Regions from separate parts of the Mus musculus genome. Here region 2 is linked to region 1. Evidence: chromatin loops called from intact Hi-C (ENCODE). Cell type or tissue: heart. All regions are shown on one strand. Links, peaks and the distances in the headings refer to the core of each region. The heading gives the core; the rest is flanking DNA.

The links. A loop is a pair of places that touch in the nucleus more often than their neighbours do. Peaks named below come from ENCODE experiments on the same cell type or tissue, not always from the same donor. Only the 100,000 strongest peaks of a DNase experiment are listed, where the experiment ranks them.
Region 2: it touches region 1 in a loop (9-fold over the local background); 4 of 42 quality-filtered maps call a loop at or near these places.

Annotation. Positions count from the first base shown.
Region 1 is chr1:192,088,326-192,098,256 of GRCm38, forward strand. Traf5 (TNF receptor-associated factor 5) reads right to left here and starts at 4,274. Exons shown (of 14, transcript NM_011633.2): 1 at 3,931-4,274. In heart, for the core only: CTCF peaks have their summits at 4,788 (motif pointing left), 6,320 (motif pointing left) and 6,521; DNase peaks (open chromatin) are centred at 2,016, 3,026, 4,286, 4,776 and 3 weaker places; H3K4me3 peaks cover 2,112 bases; H3K27ac peaks cover 1,291 bases; H3K27me3 peaks cover 1,438 bases.
Region 2 is chr1:191,990,882-192,000,812 of GRCm38, forward strand. It overlaps Traf5 (TNF receptor-associated factor 5), which reads right to left. Exons shown (of 14, transcript NM_011633.2): 13 at 8,917-9,087; 14 at 6,322-7,126. The coding sequence ends at 6,549. It overlaps Mir3473c (microRNA 3473c), which reads right to left and starts at 7,753; the gene lies at 7,673-7,753. It also overlaps the pseudogene Gm32460. In heart, for the core only: a CTCF peak has its summit at 4,796 (motif pointing right); DNase peaks (open chromatin) are centred at 1,538 and 6,880; H3K27ac peaks cover 802 bases.

The DNA of each region.
Region 1 (9,931 bases), core at 931-8,930:
CCCCTGTCCCTGAGGTCTCTGGCCTAGACAGAGAAGCAACGGCATAGGATGACATGGTTTCTGGTCTACCCTGGCACATGGAAGCTCATCTGCCAGTCTGTGTCTGTTTTTACTTAAACCTGAATGCCTTTAGGTCAGGAATGCATTCCTCAAGGCCCCAGAGGTCTCCCAGCTCTAGCCTTGTTAAACACACAGTCTCCCTGAGTTCTCAGGTACGGGCTTGGTGCGGATATTGGCTCATCTTACCTGTCTAGCCACCCCAGGCGGGAGATAGCACCACCTCTTTGAGCCAGTCAGGACCACAGATGCTCATGAGAATTAGGCAACTTGCCTTAATCACATATCACACCCAGAAAGTCAAAACTCCATATGTGATTGCTTCTTATGCTAGGGTACCAAGTGCCCTCAATACCAGCACTTAGCGGGTTGAAGCAGGAAGGTTACCGTTAAGTTATGGGCCAGCCTGGGCTACATTGTGAGTTCAAGGGCAGCCCGAACTATGTAGTGAGATTTTTGTCTCAAAAATAAAAGAATGAAATCCAGATTTGAATCCAAGCTCATCAGGTCACGCAGCCCACATTCTTACACTCTGACACAGTGAAAGAAATGGGTGTTAACCAGGCTAAGTCTTAAGAAGACCCTCTGCAGCAGTGTGGAAAGAAAAAAACCAAGACAGTCAAACCTGGACCTGAAGAGAGTAAATGAGTGCTTCAGGCTGTCCAGGAAAGAGACTCCGAGCCTAGTTAGGAGCTGACAAGAACAGGGAGACAGCAGTGGACTTTGCAATAGCTGGGAGAACTGGGAGGCTGGAGTGGCTGATGTGAGTGACAAGGGTGTCCTGGGAGCTCTTGAGATACCACAGCCAATCAAGGTGGCTAATATTACAGAAGCCAAGTGTCTTTCCTTTAGAATGTAGTTTAAGCCTTAGAGTGAAAGAACTCCAGGACAGGAGTCTAGGGTCAAAACTGGCGTCCAGACGCAGCCACATTGGCACCTCCAAGGCAGGAGGAGGATGGGAGGAATTAGGCCACACTGGGGAACGCCAGTGGGGACAGGACAGGGTCCAAGGAGGTGGCTGATGGACAGGCTAGAGGACAGCTGCATGGCGCCTGCTGGCTGGCGACAGAGGATTGTCAGACCTCAGGAGCCCTGTTAAGCCTCAGAGCAGCACAGCAGGTGCAGGGAACCCAGTGAGGCAGAAGCCCAAAGTGCAGAAATCTCTTTCCAGAGGCTTCTAGGGAACCTGGGAGAAACTCTGGGAAACACAGGGCTTCCCAGGTCAGGGTTAGGGTTAGGTCAATGGCAGAGTGCAGACAGCTGAGACCAAGGAGCAGGGGAGGAGCAGGGGGAGCACCTCAGGAAGAAGACACACAGTAGGTTGTTCATGGGGGTGGAGGTTTCTGACTGGGTTGGGAGGAGTGCAGCTTGGCCTTAAGGGAAGAAAAGGCTGTGGGGAGATTCCAGAGGTGTTTTGGATTGCTGAGGAGAGACACTGACTTGGACCAGGCTGCTGAAATGAGAGTTGCTCTCTGGGCTGTCCCTGACGTGGAGGACCAACCTGCACATCTGGGTACAGGGCACAGCAGCACACGTGCACACTGCATTTGCTAGAGCATCACAGCCAGCTGCCTGCAGATACTAATATGCAAAATATGCTGGGGACTAGAGTTTCTGTCAGGACTAACGAGTATTTTCACTTTTATTTCGAGGTCTGCTACTATTCCACTTCCTCATAAGACAGGGCTTGCCAGAGACCACACATAGGAATTCCTTAAGTACTTTTATCTCAGCAAAGCAATACACCAATGCTGGCCCAATCCTTGGGTGGTGGCAGCAGGTGCCCAGCCCTTGGCATTTTGTTTCTGTCTTATAGAGTGATTCACCTTTCCCTGTCTCTCATGCTGGTAGATATTACACCTGTCACCCCTCCCATTCTGACCAGTCTCTTCAGGAGCACTAGCTCCTGCCCAGAAGAACCCTGGAAGAGCTGCAACCCAGGTGGAGAAAGCACTTAGAGACTGCATCTGTTCCGGTGTCCTCTTCTTCTGGTTTGTTAAGTCTTTAAAACTTCGGCCAGGGGCCAACTCCTCACTGGTTCTCACATCTGTCCAGAGAGTCTTGGCTTCCTCTACTCAACATATACTGGAAAGAACATAGGAGTTGCCTCAGAAGGCTCAGGCTTGGCTGCTGCCCATTCCCTGCTATGAGGTTTTCTGAGTTCTAGCTTGAAATCATGTGGGACCTCTCCCTTCTCTCTGGGAAAGAGAAGCTAGTGTAATGTGATAGGTTATTTATAACCTGCATCTTAATCTGATTCCTGGGATCTAATCAACTCTTACTAACACCCGCCCTCAGTAACTGGGAGGCACACCCCAAATAAACGGAGTGCAGTTCAGCCAACATCTTTTTAGGCTAACCAATGCCAGATTCCAGGCTACCACAAAATCAGACACAGATCCTTCCCCAGTCACTTGGCTGGCTGCGTGGACAGTGTGGCATTGGTTCATACAACGTCAGGGGCAGTTTCCAGCAGAACTTTACCCACATTGCTGGAACAGATGCTCCAGGCACTTAGGGGAATCTGGGTCCTTTTGCTGACCCCTCAGACTAAAGGGGAGGTAGGCAGTTGTGGCTCTCTGAGGAACCAAGCTGACAGTCCTGAAGCAGAAACCTCAGAGTCCCCCGCCTGGCCCAGCAGCAGAGCTCAGGACTGAGTTGACACTAGGTGCTTCCCCTCGACATCTGGGGGATGTGCAAAGCTACCCTGACTCACAAGGGTGTCGTGGGGGACAAAATGAGAGCACATGACATTGAGTGAGGAGCAAATGGACCATAAGGGGCAGCTTCACGTTTAGTGGCTCTTTTTTCTTCAAGGCCCCCCTCAGGAAAGTGGGGATTGTAACTACATAAGGCTGTTTCTCCCCCTAGTCTAACAGGACTGACTCAGAGGCTTTGGCTCCCCAACTTTGCAAGTCACCCTGAGATACCCCAAAAAGGAAAGCTCTTACTCCCAGTGGCTGGGCCCCTATGTCATCCACCCACATCCAGTGGGTTCTCCACTGACGTCGGCCATCCTTGTCCCACACCACCGGCCTTAGCCAGGGACCCTGAGAACGTCACCCTTCTCTGTTGTGGCCCCTTTCCACAGCTAGCCCTACAAGAGACCAGGGAGACTACAGTCCAGAGTCTGGAGACAACCCATTTCCTGAACTCACTACCTTTCCCACCTTCATCTCCCATCCATCTTTCCATCTGTAATTTCTGCCTTTTCTGTTTAAATCAGTTGTCCAAGGTGTCAGGTTTTTATCCAGACTCTCAGTTATGTTAGGATCTCTGGATTGGGGAGGACTCGTTAACCCAGACGTTTGCTGTCTAAAATTATCTCTCACACACCCAGGAAGTTCTATTCTCAGAAATGCTTTAACCAATTTCTTTGCATTTTAAGTATTCCCTAAGACTTTTAAAAAATGTGTATATTCCTGGAAAAGGGAACCGTCCTCTTTGGCCCTAATCTAGTTTTCACACAGCACCTATGCCCGATGTTTATTGCAACAAGCTGGATGCCTTTTTTCACAGGCCATGGAGAGGATTGGGGAGAAGGGAGTCTCTCCTCATTTTACAGACCTTAGCCCACAACTGGACTCCGACGAGCCCCGCGCCTGCCGCAGCGAGATAAACAGAGTTCTCACGAAAGTAAAATAGCCAAATATGGAAAGTCAGCAGACAGAGTGGAGAGGCTGAGGAAGAAAGAAGCCAACCAGAATGGCCCAGAGGGATCCGCAACAAAAGTCCTCAGAACTGTCCTCAGAACTGTAACACCTCACAGTTGGGTGGCAAGGGGGTCAAGCAGTGGTGTGAGGACTGTCTCCGTCCAACCTGCGGTGGGTGCTCACCTCTAGGCGCCCGGGTCTGCTGAAATCTGGAACTCACCTTCTGCAGAGTCGGGTTCTGTTTCCAATCGAGCACGCGCTATAGCACCGGCGCAGGCTCGAGACCCTGGCATTAAGCTCACGTTAACGGGCTGTGCTCACAAGTCTTGCAAAAGTGCCCTCGGCCGGGCGCGGGTGTCCCGCGTCGCCTCAGTTCGCCCGCTACCACACACGCCTCCGGCTCACCACCCTGAGTTGCTTTCGGTTTCTGAGGAGCCGGGACGGTTAGCTCACCCGGACTTCGCCACTTGCGGGGCTCGCGGAGCTCCGCTGGCGCCCTACGGCGGCGGGCACTAGGCTGCTTCGCCTCAGCAGCGGGTTAGGCCAGCTCCAGCGGCGGGCTCCGGGAGGGGCGGGGCTGACGATGGGGGTGTGGTCAGGGTGCCCAAGAGGCAGGGCTGAAGGTGGAGGCGTGGTTATGTCTCCCGAGAGGCAGGGCCGAGGATGGGGGCGTGGTCATGGCGCCCAAGCGGCGGGGCGTGAGGCTTCTGACAGCGGCCAGAAACTCACCTGAGCTGGGCGAAGTATCCCTCTAGATGCTGGGAATCACCCAGACCCTAGAAGCCTAGGCTTCTCTTTCTAGAAACATTAGTATCTTGTGCGCCTTTGAATTGTATATATTTTGCTCTTCAATCAGCCTCCCTCCGACCCCCCAAACCTATTTATTCTTTGAGTAGACACGTTTGCTCAAGATCAGAGATCTGGCTCAAATCACTTCTTCCCTGAACTTGCTGCAGTCCAGTACAAATCTGCCAGTCCTCGTTCTGCTGTTAGCGTAACGTTGACAGTCTCTCTGATGTTCTGTTGTCAAAAGCGTCCCAGTTAGTTCTCCTGGTCTTCAGAGCCACCTGGTGGAGGGTGCCTGAACTATGAGCGTTCTATCTGCGGTCTAGAGAGAACTGAGTGGACCTACCCAAGGCTAGAGCTTGAATTCTTGCCTCCCAAATCCTAGCACAGAGTTGTTACAGTGTATTCGCTCTACAGGTCCACAGTAATTGCAGCCTGTATGAACGAAGTGAACTAGCATCTCAAATCTAACCTCTTCCAAGTCAGACAAACGCGGGAAATACTTAGCTGTCTTGAGCATCAAATGTTCATCACGGAGAGAAGAGAGTACTAGGGCCCTTGCAGTGGACACAGGTATGCATTGGAGCTGGGCAACAGCTGGGAGCGGATGTGGGATCTGGTGGAATAGTCAACAGGATCCCAACACCCAGGTGCAACTCTTTGGTTATCGAGATTAAACCCTCCCGTGGGCATGCTTTGGCCCTCTGGACCAGATTACTCTTGTGAGAACTGAAAGAGACTGAGCCTAAGTCCTCTCCTTCCCTAACCCTCCCAACAATACATCTATTTACCTTACTTTCCACCTTCTTTCACATGACTGCAAGGTGACAGGACCCTATGGATTTAGACACCATAGGAAACAGGCAATATAGACTGGAAAGACCATGTCTGAAATGACTAATGTAGCTATGGTTCTGAAAGAAGCAATCTGTTCTAAATATGAGACCCAAGGTCTTGGTATGATGAAGTCCAAAACTGGGATAGGATAAGTTCTTATTGTGTTCCAAATGGTGGCCACCGGACTCACAGACAGAAGTCTAAATGAGAATAGATAGGACTTTTTTGGTGGGATTGGAGAAGTGTGGTCTCGTACATTTAAATTTTTTTAATTATTTTTTATTTTGCTTGCTTGCATGTCTGTGTACCACGTGTATTCCTGGTGTTTGTGGAGACCAGAAGAGAGACCTGGAGTCACAGACAGTTATTAAGCTTCACATAAATGTTGGGAGTTGAACTCAAGTCCTCTGGAAGAGTAGCCAGTGCTCTTAGTGTTAATATCAGAGTAGTCAGAAGTGAAGGATATGTTCCCAGCTTGTGGTGTTGATCCCAGAGTCAGTCTCTTGTAGCCTAGGCTGGTTCACATTTGCTATGCAGCTGAGGCTCATTCAAACTACTAGCCTTCTTCCCCCATCTCCTGAACACTGTGATTACAGGCGTACACCGTCACATCCAATTTTCTACGTAATCATGTTTTATTTTTCTCATGTACCTTCAAGAAAGTTTATGTTTTGTTTTGCTTTGTTTTGAGACAAGAGAAGATGTCTCTGCAGGTGTCAAATCAGGCATGAAGACAGGGCCAGATTTGAGCATTATTTCAATATTTTGAAAGTATTCATTATTTCCATATACTATTTAATAGTAAACTGATTTACTAGTCCTTAAACTAGAGTCACTTATAAAGAGAAGGATGGCATGATACACAAACTCTTTCTTCAGAAGGAAAGGGCAAATATATGATTCTTCAGGACACTCTACCTACCACCAGTGGTTTAACTGGTTGGTGTGACTGGGCAGTCTGATGAAGAGGGAAGGCTGCCACCTGTTGGTCGAATGCATTATTTCCCTCAGTTTATACAACAAGACTGATGAAGTCATGTGTTAGTTGAGGACAAAAAGCATAATTCCAGGGCAGGTAGGCAGAAGCTGGACAGGGCAAAGGCTGTCCCAGGGCCTGCAGACGCCATTAAGATGAACAAATGTGCTGTGGTGATGGGGAAAGACGGAAGAGCAGAGCACTGTGCGCTATGAGGAGAGGCAGAGCTAGAGCCGAGAAGAGGGAGAGGCTGAGAGAGAGGGCTGAGGTGGATAGTGGGGTCGGTGGGATGATGTGCAGCACCTCACAGCGTAGACAGATGCTGATCCCCCAGCTCCAAACACACTATCAGGCCACGGGATTGTCCTAGCTCTGGGAAATGGCAGAGGCCCAAGATGGGGAACGGTTCACTCTCTGGATTGGACCTCTATGGAGGCACCACCATGGCTCATGGTCCCATGAAGGCTATGTGTGGTCCTGATGCGGTGGGGTCGAGTCGATGTCCGTGGCCCATATTACCACCAAATACCATGCATATATCTGCAGTCTATGCTCTGGTCTGAAGCCATGTTGGTGGGCTGTGCTGCCAACAGAGGCCATACTGATCTGAGTGGCCTTTGCTGCCACCAGAGGCCACAGTGATATCTGAACCCATGCTGCCTTCAAGGGCTTTGTCTGGGTCCATGATCTTGGTGCAGCAGGTGGCCATGTTCATGGTCTTGGCTGTTTCCAGAAACCACGAGGAAGGCCATGATCTGAGCTCCAGCTGACTGTAAAGATCAAGGAAGCTACTTTGGCAGTGATGATGACTGCAGATGCAGTTGAGAAAGAGGGGCATGGAAGCCCATACTATCACCTAATGGTAGATGATACCACCACCCCAACCCCCCATGTAACAGCCTAAAAAGGAAGCCACCAAAGAGAACTCTTCTTTTTGAAAAAAGATTGATTTATTTTTTTTTTATGAGTACACTGTAGCTGCCTTCAGACACACCAGAAGAGGGAATTAGATTCCATTACAGATGGTTGTGGGCCACCATGCGGTTGCTGGGAATTGAACTCAGGACCTCTGGAAGAGCAGTCCGTACTCCTAACCACCGAGGCATTTCTCCAGCCGAAGAGAACTCTTAAAACCTGTGATAAACTGAGGTGCAGCTCTCTACCTTTGATGCCTTGGTGAGTGTACAGTGGAGAAGAACCCAGCTTTCCTTAGGGGTCTGCCCACTGGATGTCTGATCATGCTCTAGTGAGTATGTAGACAACACAAATGCATTTTTTTTTAAATTGGGGTGTAATCACAAGGGCTGTGGGGAAGACATGGAAGAACGGGGAAGTGAGTATGATCTGGATGGATGATATAAATATCCCAAAGAATCAATATAAACATTTTTGTGAAAAAAAATACATACTATCACCTAATGGTAGATGTAGTCAGACAAGGAGAAAACATCTCTTTGGGCTTCAAATTGCACATTTAACCTCCTTGGGCTTGAAGCTGCATGATTAACTTCCATTGTAGGCTACAGTGGAAAGCCTGCTCATCAGGTGGCTCGTGTAAAGGATGGCAAGCAGCAATCCCCAGCAGAAAGCAAGCCTCTGATTGTGGTGTGCATAGAAGACTTGCTGGCTTACCAAGTGTGTTGCACCAACACCTGTGAGTTATCTTCCTGACTAGCAAGAGATGATCATTCCCATTCCATCAAAGAACCCTGCCCTCAGCTCTGCCTTTTGGTGGGCTGATTACAACAAAAAGACAGGCAGAGGACAGATCTCCCCAAACTGATAAAATTTGTTTTTAAAGATACTCTTAAACCCGGCAGTGTTACATGCCTTTAATCCCAGCACTCGGGAGGCAGAGGTAGGCGGATTTCTGAGTTCGAGGCTAGCCTGGTCTACAGAGTGAGTTCCAGGGCTACACAGAGAAACCCTGTCTCGAAAAAAAACCAAGTGAACAAACAAACACTCTGGAGAGATGGTTAAGTGCACTGATTGCTTTTTCTATTCTTTTTGTTTTTAAAGATTTATTTTTAAGATTTTTAAAATTTAATTTACAAAGGTTCACTATAGCTGTCTTCAGACACAACAGAAGAGGGCATTGGATCCCATCACAGATGGTTGTGAGCCACCATGTGGTTGCTGGGGATTGAACTCAGGACCTTTGGAAGAGCAGTCAGTCCTCTTAACCACTGTGCCATCTCTCCAACCCTACTGGTTGCTTTTTTTTTTTTTTTTTTTTCTCGAGACAGGGTTTCTCTGTGTAGCTCTGGCTGTCCTGGAACTCACTTTGTAGACCAGGCTGGCCTCGAACTCAGAAATCCGCCTGCCTCTGCCTCCCGAGTGCTGGGATTAAAGGCGTGTGCCACCACGCCTGGCTTGGTTGCTTTTTTTAAAAAGGACTCAGGTTCAATTCCCAGCACCCACAAGGCAGCTTTCCACTGTGTATAGCTCCAATTGCAGGGGAACTGATGCTCTTTTGGGGGCTGCCAGCACTGCATTCACTAGTGAAGCAGTTCCTAGCAGCAGGCAATATCCATATACATAGACTGCATTCTCTAAGCCTATGTGCACAGTAGCTGCAATTCTAGCTTAGAAACCTAAGACATGCACATGTCTCTTGTTCTGCCTTGCTACGAGCTGATACGGGAAGTGGTCCCGTCCTCTTGAGTTTGTTGCAGAGCACGTTTGACTCCGCATGCCTGTTCTTTTCACACTTCTTGTGTCTGGTGTCTGTGTGAGGAAGCACTTTAGTTAGGGGTCTTATTGTTCTGAATCTAGACCTGCTGTTATTTTACACCTGGGGAAATGTGGATACCCCTGAAGACAGCTCTTCAGTCTCATATCTCCTATGGTGGGAAATGTAAGCAAAATGGACTGTCTTTTCCATCAGAGGGTTAAATTCGATAAAATTCTATTAAAGAATTGTAAGGAAGCCTCTTGGCAGAAATTCAAGTCCCCTCAGGGTCAGGACCTCATGAAATCACAATACGTTTTCAGGGTTGCCCCCTCTTCTCAACAGTGAGTCAGCCCCACACTTGGGGGCCAACTGACCATGGAGTCAGGCACAAGGTTGCTGAATTTGAAGGACTGAACAGGGACCCTGCTAGCTGCACTTGCCTGCTTAGTTTGAAATAATACACACACACACACACACACACACATATATATATATATATATATATGCCTTGCTGTCATGACATACTTTGGATTGTGTAGTCGTTTTCCTGGGGTCTTGGGCCCATTTCTAACAGCACCCCACCATTGTCCTTAAAAACCTTGCTCACCCAAATTCCTGCCAGAGTTCTAAGATGTCACACCTGGAAAACCCACCCTCATTGTAGTCTCCAGTTTGTTAATGACAGCTTGCAAATACCCCAATGCAACTACTATCTCCCTTCACTGCTTCCTCATTAAGTGTTCAGGGACAGAAGACATGTTGAGGAAAGGGGGAGGGACAAAGGATGTGACATGGGGACAGTCACAGAAGAGGGGAGCACAGATCCAAGGAAAGGTTGGGGCAGTACGGGGTAGAGGTTGCTTGAAAATGCCAACACCTGATATTAAAAACACAAAGGAAAGACTCCAGGTACCATTGTGGTCCTTCAGTAACAGACAGACAAGGATG
Region 2 (9,931 bases), core at 987-8,986, 97 kb before region 1:
ACATTTAAATTTTCTTTTTACCTTTGTTGAAAACTAAGACATAAACATACATATTGGCCTGGCCCTCTTCCCTGGAGACTGTCACCTGCTGCTCTGTGTTAGAATTATAATCACCATGGGCACCTCCACATACTGAAGTGGGTTCAGGGGTGATGATACACACAGGGCTCTCCTCGGGGGTTCCTGCCTCTCGCACATGAGCAATCGCTTGTGCTGAGATGTGCTGGAGTGAGATGGAAAAGAGCCTAGGGGTGTGGGTGTTTCCACTGCTATGTGCACGCCCGTCAGGACTGATCACAGGTGCAGAGCTGTAGTCCGGGTTCCTCTGCCTCTCTGTGGCGGGTCACATGTCAAGTAGATGCATCTATCAAGTGCAGCAGTGAGAAGAAAGGCACTATCAAAATAAGGGGCACAGTGACCCAGACAGAGTCACCCTCACTTGTCATTGTGTTCTCAGATAACCCTCCAAGAGCCTCCTGAGCAACAAGCACTTAGCTTCATCTCATTTGGAGGAACACTCAGGTAGCCCCACTCCTGACTCATCTCCCGGTGGACACTGTCTTAGGGTTTCCATTGCTGCGATGAAACACCATGACCAAAATGCAAGTTGGGAGAAGAGGTTTTATTCGGGTTACACTTCCATATTATTGTTCAACGTTGAAGAGAGTCAGAACAGGAACTCAAACAGGGCAGAAACCTGGAGACAGGAGCTGGTGCAGACGCCATGGAGGGGTGTTGCTTACTGTCTTGCTCCCCATGGCTTGCTCAACCTGCTTTCTTATAGAACCCAGGACCACCAGCCTAGGGATGGCACCACTCACAATGGTTGGGCCCTCCCCCATCAATCGCTAATTAAGAAAAACGTGCCTGATCTTATGGAGGCTTTTTCTCACTTGAGGCCCCATCCTTTCAGATAATTCTAGCTTGTGTCAAGTTGACATAAAAGTAGCCAGCGTAGTAAGTGAAATAAACCGTGTTGCCCACCTGCTATGTGTCAGTCATAACTTGTGAGATATAAACTGAAATCAGACACGGACCCTCGCTTAGAACTAGCAATCTTAGCAGTGGTACAGGTACATCAGACTCCTTCCTCTGCCTCTGCTCTGGGAAAACTCTAGGTTGAGATCCACATTCTCACCCTAGAGAATCCACATTCTCATCACATTCTCACTGCATTTGTAAAGTGCTTACTGTGTGTCTGGAAGAGACTTGGGTTTACACCCAAGTTCCTGCACCAAAGGCTCTCACACATGGAGGCAGGAGAAGGGGTGAGGGGGGAGCTGGCTGAGTCCCTGGGTGAGGAGCACAGTGGATGCTTTGTCCTTCTGAGTGGGCACAGTGCATAGAGGGGTGCAGCAGGAGGAGGAGCCCTAGCCCGGCCAGAAGCATGGGCCTGTCAGTTCCTGAGAGGACCCTGAGGTGCTGTGACCTATAAGGCCCAGTCAGAAGTTCTTATGGGCACATCTCCATGACAACAGGCAACTCTGTCCTTGGCAGTGTCACAGCTGGCTGAATCTCCCTACCTCCCCTCACAGCTTTGCTGGGAGGCTCTGTTTTCTTTCTGCATGTGACAGCTTTTGCCCTGTGTTCTGAAGCCTGGGTGCCTGGTGGGGATCTAGCAGGGGTGCCTGGCCCGAGCAGGACCAGAAGCTCAGGAGAGGAAGAGCTTGTGCCCAGAATGTCCTCTTCCTTCCGGTCGGTCTTGTCCAGATCCCATCTCCTCTCCACCTCCCCAGTCAAATTCCAGCCAGGACAGGAAGTGCGTGTTTTGGGACTGCTGTGTTTGTTTCAGCGGAGAAACCATGGCTGGACTTGAGCAGGACAACAGGACAGAACATGATAGAAAACTCAGCCTCTGTGGGCTTGTGAACACTTTCCTCAGGAATATAAACGGTTGTTAACATTTGTTAATATTTAGAAGCCTTTAAAAAATTGTTAGTTTTCGGCGCGGGACTGAGCGCCCTCCGACAGAGCAATCATGTCCCACAAACAAATCTACTATTCGGACATATACGACGACGAGGAGTTCGAGTACCGGCATGTCATGTTGCCCAAGGACATAGCCAAGCTGGTCCCTAAAACCCATCTGATGTCTGAATCTGAATGGAGGAAGCTCGGTGTTCAGCAGAGTCAGGGATGGCTCCACTATATGATCCATGAACCAGAACCTCACTGTTCCGGTGGCCACTGCCCAAGAAGCCAAAGAAATGAAGCCAGCGAACCGCCTTCCGGCCTCGAGCTTTCCACAGCTGTCCTCACTCCCTACCATCTTTCTGATCTTGTGATCATGTCGCTTTCTTATTTCTCACTTTGATATGTAAAGGATACACTGTTTGAATGTGCTGGTATCTGCTTTGCTTCTGGAGTTGAGCCACCAGTGCCACAGCCCTGTCAGATGAGTGTGACCTCAAAGCCCCCGTGTGCTCGGGATCCAGCAGGCCATATTAGTCATTTGGCAGAAGCATGTGAAATCTAGATCATGGCTGTTACAAGGATGGTGTGAATTTGCTGATGTGTTTTTTACTATTGGGTATTATATTTATGATGACTTATGGATTTATGTTTCAATGTATTGGAAACTTTGCATTTTGTCTGACAGATCTCTTCCATGTTACAAGCCTTGATTAAAGAAAGTTTTTTATAATCTTAAAAAAATTGTTAGTTTTCTTTTAACTGTTGACAAAAACTTTTAGCAAGTGTTTTTATTTCAAGGTTAGCACCTTTAGATCTCGCAATGTTGATTTAGTACAACGCACATTACTATTTAAAATGCAGCAGGAGCTAATTTCTAGACACATGTACACATGTGTACTTGTGCATAGAAACATACACACATACACACAGAGAGATGATTATCTAAAAACTGATTTGTCAAATAAACTTTGAAGTAGCATGCATTGTTGGGTACAGGATGAACGCTAACATGGTGAAATTCAGCCATGCTATGGAGGAAGGCACCGGACATGGACACAGGCTGGGCTGAAGATCAGCAGTGGGATGACTGTCCACCATGAGTAAGGGCCTGGGTTCCCTCCCTGACCTCACAATAAAATAAAATAAAATAAAATAAAATAAAAACTAATTCATTTCTCATTACCCGCCTTTGATGGATTGTAGTGTTGTGTCTCTAAATGAGAAGAGAGTGGAAACAGGTTTTCTCTGTGATTCAACTCTTTCTTTTATTCCTATTATTCTTAAAAAAAAAAAAAAAACCTTTTATTGATTTAAGTTTCACCTCACGCACCCAGTCCTGTTCCTCTCTCCTTCCCTCATGTCTACCTTTCTTCCTTGCAACCTCCCCCAACAAAATACACACACACACACACACACACACACACACACACACACAGAGAGACAGAGACAGAGAGAGACAGAGACAGAGAGAGACAGAGAGAGAGACAGAGACAGAGAGAGACAGAGAGAGAGAACAAAGCTAGAAAACATCTCATCGTGGAACTGTAGCGAGTAACAGTGTGTCCCACAGTGTATATCCCTCCTCATCTGCAAATGTTCATTGCAATGAATCACTGGCCTGGTTCGGGGGGGTCTCTGGCTTCTGTGACCCCATCAATATTGGCTCCTCATTAGGATTACTTCTGTTGCTGATCTGTGTCATGGAGATCCTGCAGCTCTGAATCAGTAAGACTGGCCTTTTCAATGTATCCCAGCAATTTGCAGATGATATCTGGGTGGCCCCTGAGCTGGTCAGTGCGCTGACTGGCTCTCCCTTATCTGTACTGCAACACAAGCTCTGAGCACTGCTCTGGCTAGTCCACCCAGTGCTGCCATCGACAGGAGGCAGCCGCAGCTTTCCTGCTCTCATGCCCTTAGGCCTGCTCACCCACACCTACGCCTCCAGAGCTAGCTCCACTGTGCTGCCTGGTCAAGGTGCTGGGCCCAAGATAAGAATATTTTTAGGATGCTTTTTTGCAAGCACATCTTGGAAAACACAACACACGGGTGTGGCTGCATGGGATGGAAAGTGAATTAGAGGCGGTGCTTGTTTGCTTTTCCATCCCAGGACACAGTACCCCAGAACCACAGCTCAGGATGGAGAACTCAGCTCAGCTCACAGCCTCAGAAGCTCCATGCTCTCTCGGCTTCACGGACTTGGGCCTGTGGTGAGGCAGAGTGTTATGGTGGAAGGGCATTTAGATCTGAGAAAGTGGAGGGAGGGGCAGGTGAAGAGGCGAGGGACAAGACATGCCCTTCAAAGGCATAGCCCAGCGACCCACTTCCTCCAGCTGGGTCTCATTACCACCCATAATGCCGTTAGTAATGGATCAATGGAATCGACCACTGATGAAGGGAGATGCCACACATACACACCACACATACACACACACACTATACACACACACACTATACACACACACACACTATACACACACACACACGTATATATACATATATATGTATATATATGTATGTATATACACATACATACAGACAGACATGAAATAGTGAACAAACCACAGAACCCCCCCCAGTCTGGCCTGTGGGCTAGAGACTGGACTCCTAGATTACTCTAAGTACATGGCCATCACTGCTCACCAGCAAAGGTACAGTGTATTTCTATGCTACATCTGCTTTTTCAACTTCCATCCTTTGGGACAAGTCCTGTGGCGTGGCTCTAGAATCTTCACTGATCACAGAAGAGATTAAGAGGATTGTTGGACTCACAGAGGCTAGTCAGGTAAGCAGTTTCTACTTAAAAGCAGTATTTTATTTTGTGTGGCTGGGTGCTTTGCCTGCATGCATGTCTGCAAACATGGATGCAGTACCCACAGAGGCCAGAAGAGGGCACCGAATCCCTTGGAATTTGAGTTACAGGTGGTTGTGAGCCTTCCGAGTGAGTGCTAGAAATTGAAATTGTGTCCTCTGAAAGAGCAGCCGGCAGTCTTGACTGCTGAATCATCTCTTGAGCCCCATGTTTTACTTTTAAGATTCATTTATGGTTGTCTATCTGTGAGCATCTATGTGAAGGTGTGTGCAGATGCCCACAGAGGCCAGAGAGAGGACATCAGATGTCGGAGCTGGAGTGCCACCTGACATGGGCACTGTGAACTGAATTCAGATTCTCTGGAAGAGCGGCAAGCACCCTTAGCCACTGAGCCATCTCTGCAGCCCAGGTTCTGTCTCTTACACAGGTTAAGCGCCATCTACAAGAGCATAGCCTCCCCTGTGCCTCTAACGTGACCCTTGTCCCAGGACACTTGTCCTTCCGTGCTTAGGAGCCAATGTTACATGAGCAGTGGAGGATGGCACGGATCCCATTTTCAGTCAGGGCAGGAGGGCAGATCAGTCTGAGGCTTACTGAGCTGAAGGGACAGACAGACCCAAAAGACCAGCGGGTCTCAACCTTCCCAAGGCTGTGACCCTTTAACGCAGCCCCTCATGTTGTGGTGACCCCTAACCATAAGATAATTTTTGTTGCTACTTCATAACTGTAATTCTGCTACTGTTATGAATGGTAATGCAAATATCTGTGATTTCTGATGGTCTCAGGCAACCCCCGAGAAAGGATCATTTGACCCCCAAAGGGGTCGTAACTCACAGGTTGAGAACCACTGCAAAGACAGATCTACAAGAACCCGGTCATTTCTGCTCTCAGAGCACTCAAAATGTTGACAGGAAACTCCGCAAGTTTCTACAAATGCTCATTTTTTGGTCAGCATATGAATTTAAAAGTTCTTCCAGAAGAACAGAAGGGTTCAGACAGCTGCTATCCATGGTGAACAGGTTCCCCTTTTGTCCTTTTCTCATATTTTTCTCTGTCATAACAAATTTGCTCATCCTCACACCCACTGCCATGCAAAGGTCACCTGGCTGAGTTGTGTGAACTGGTATAGTTGACAATTTTACCTAAGAAAATACTTCTCACCTGGTCAAACCTAATGAACTCTGAACTTTCGGTTCACTAAACATCCACTCCTTGGCACCCATTGTGTTAGTGGAGAAGGACGAAGAGCCGACCCATTTCCTAGCTGTTATACAACTTGGCAAACTGTGCTTACATGCAGCTAGTGGATCCTGTATAAAACACAAAAGGGCGATGCGATTTCCAAGCGGTTGGCATCTCCCTGAAGATCTGTGGTCCAAATGCAGCATATGTAGCTACACTGCCCACACTTGACTGGCACAGCCTGCCTGTCTCTTACAAGATGGCTGCTGCAGGCCTAGGCTCAGGTGTGGAAGCACTGAGTCAGCTGATAAATGACAACGAGTGTCAGTGGGAATTCTGCCCCTGTATCAGTCCCGTTGAGCACTGGACTCCCTGAAAACACTTCCCAGACTTCAGTGAGAGAGAGGAGCCCCAGGCCTTGTTGTCAAATTATTATAATTTTTTGGAAGATACAAAAATATAAATAACAGCAATATTTCAAGAGTTTAAAGTTTCAAACCAGGGAAGGATCCAAGATAAAAAGATGACACATCAGACATCGGAGGCAGGAAGACAAGAACAAGAGCCTGCTCAGTCCAGAGGGCTGCGCCCAAGGGACAGCCACACCTTTTCCTGTGCTGAGAAGTTTCCTTATCAGGTAACACTACAGATCCTCCAAGTCAGTTAAATCCACGGCCACTTTCAAGAACAGTGTGTCGTCTTTAATGTAGGTGTTCTTGGAGTTCTCCAGAGTAGAGTGCGACACAAAGCGGGGACAGCCAGAGGCAATGTTCATCTCGCCATCTGGCCTTTTGAAGCTGCTGCTGTTGGGGTCAGCTTTGAAGGTCTCCACAATATGGTTCTTCTTGCCGCTCTGGTCCAAAAGCATCAGGGTCACCCTCTGCCTGAACGGCCACTGCAGCAGCGAGTCAAACTCACCGCGCATCACCACAAAGTACAGGGACAGGTGCGTTCCCTTCCCCGACCCGTCCCCGTTCAGGTACGCCCTGGCACAGAGCCGGTAGCCGCAGCGGCTGGTGTAGAAAGGCTGGCTGAAGACGGACACTGTGTGCCCCTCCACGGCCTCCCTCTTCTTCACCCTGTAATCTGTCACCTTCCAGATGAGCTTGCCACTGTAGCAGGCGCCCTCCAGCTGCTTAAACCGCTCTTCGTTCTTATTCAGCTGTGCTTTGTGGATATTAATGTGTGCGTCGTGCTTGCTGGTCTCCCCCTCTAAAAGAACTGGAAGGAAACACAGGACAGGAGGCTGCAGCTCGGGCCTGTCATCTGAGCACTACCTGTGAACTACTACATGCATTGCTAACATTAACTCAATCGTGGTAAGCTGACGCCAAGCAGACATGGATGTATCCTCCCTCTTCACTCTCAGCTTGCCTGAGTATAAGACACATTGGACATTCACCTCGAGTGAATTCTCATGCTGAGCCTTGTGCCCGTCTAACTGTGTGTGTTTGTGTGTGTGTGCATGCATGCACACGAGTGTGCTTGTGATGTAAGTGTCTGTGCATACTTGCATGTGTTTGGCTGTGAGGTGCTTGTGGCATACAGAGGCCAGAGGTTGATACTGAGTGTCTTCCCCAGTAGTATTTCAGTCTTTTGATGTAGTTCTCTCACTGAATTAAACCCTGATATTCTGGCTAGCTTGTCCTGGAGATCCTGTGTCAGCCTCCAGAGTGCTAGGACCACAGGTAGCCCTCCAGTCCACTCAGCAATCACATGGCTACAAGGATCCAAATTCTAGGTCATGTGTGCAGCAAGTGTGTTATCTACTGAGCCATCTCCCCAACTCCTATAATGAATTTTACATTTAAAAGACTTATTATGGGGGCTGGAGAGATGGCTCAGCAGTTAAGAGCACTGACTGCTCTTCTAGAGGCCCTGAGTTCAAATCCCAGGAACCACATGGTGGCTCACAACCATCTGTAATCAGATCTGATTCCCTCTTCTGGTGTGTCTGAAGAGAGCAACAGTGTACTCACATACATAAAACAAATAAATAAATATCTTTATAAAGTCTTATTATTATTGTTATTGTTGTTACTGTTGGTGGTGCGTGCGTGCGTGCGTGCGTGCGTGCGTGCGTGTGTGTGTGTGTGTGTGTGTGTGTGTAAGTGAAGGCATGTACACCATAGTATACATGTGAAGGTCATAGAACAACTTTCAATAGTTGGTTCTTTCTCTCCACTGTGTGGGTTCCAGAGATCAAACTCTGGGTGTTATAGTTTCAATGAGTTGTGTGTCCTAAGTCCTAAGCATTGGAATACTTGGTCCCCAGTTGGTGGGTTGTTTGGGGAGGATTAGGAGGTGTGGTCTTATTGGAGGAGGTGTGGTCTTGTTGGAGGTGTGGTCTTGTTGGAGGAGGTGTGGTCTTGCTGGAGGAGGTGTGGTCTTGTTGGAGGAGGTGTGGTCTTGTTGGAGGAAGTGTGGTCTAGTTGGAGGAGGTGTGGTCTTGTTGGAGGAGGTGTGTCACTGGGCTTGGGGTTTCAGCAGCTGCTCCAGTGCCATGCCTGCCTGCCTGCTGTTTCTCTATGAGATGGTGGTAAATTCTTATTTCTCTGCAATCATAAGCCCAAATAACACTTCCTCCTACAAGTTACCTTGGTCATGGTGCTTTGTCACAGCAACAGAGAAGCCACTGATACACTGGTCATCTCGATTGCATAGCAAATCACCTGCTAAGCAATCTCACTGGCCCCAGTGCACCAAAGCCTAAGACACCCATCACCTCTCTCCCTTGTTCTTAATGATTACCACTCCCAGCTCTTGGGACTGCCTGGGCCATTTCAGTCTCGTCTGACTCCACACACATGGTGGAGACCCTCATTTTCTGAGGCAGCTAGAATCTCATGCTGCTTCACAAACAGGATTCAGCCACTGGGCAACCCAGAAAGCTGGTTGTGACTTGTTAGCTTCTACCACAAATGCACACAGACAGGGAAGCCATGAGAGGGAACCCGACTGCTTCATACACACACACACACACACACACACACACACACACACACACGTACCTAATCTCTGGTCACTGGCTTCCAGCTGGGTGATCCTCTGTTTCACGCTGTCAACCGCATCCACCAAAGACCTCAGATCAAGTCGACTTGGCTGCTGGTTAACTATTTGTAGCAGCTGCCGCACCTGCGCTTCCAGCCAAGCTGACTTGTCCGTGTGACTGGTGAGAGCCTTGCGGTACAAAAAAGAGAATATGTCTTGGAAACGAGACATCGGATTTGTAGCGTGTTGACTGAATTTTAACACAAACATTTCACATAGAATGATCCACTCATGAAATGGAAGTGGCAGTGTCCAGAGAGGGGGTTCAGTGGACATGGCAGAGTCAGCAGCTGCCATCTTCTTCTTCCTTTCCAGGCTGGACTCCTCTGGTGAATTTCTGAGCTTTCCCCGATGTGTCTAAAGTCTCCCCTCCATGTATTCACATGCACTTTGTGGCCCTCTTGCCTTAGCCTTGCTTCCCTCAGAAGAAAGTTTCCTTTCTGTAAGGAGGTCAAGATTGGGCAGGAGCAGGCAGAGCCTACACACTCTATGGATCTTTCACATGGAGGATATTAATCTGTCTGCCTTGCCCATATAGTCTTAATTCCACCCTATTGCTCTCTGTTTAGGAAAATGTCAGAACTAATAGTGTGATAGGTTCCTTTTTTTTTCCTAGACATACTAACACATACATATACATATGTGCACACACATCTGCACATACGTGCCCAGCACATGTAGAACAGGTGCATACATGTATGTATATATGTATATGCTGTGGTGAAGAAGAATAAAGCTTCTATGGCCTAGATTTCCTGGAACAATACACATTTCAAACACATTGCCCATGTTATATGTCTTTAAATCACTACAAATCTGGTCATGAGAGAACTTTTATTTGTTAGGGGTCCATTTGTGGTTAGTTAACATTCAGGATTCATCGAGTGATGTTTAAGGCATGCCCTTCCCAAAGGGAATTAATGATTTTACACACATACCATGGAAGTATGGTATAAACGTTGCATTTACCAGCAT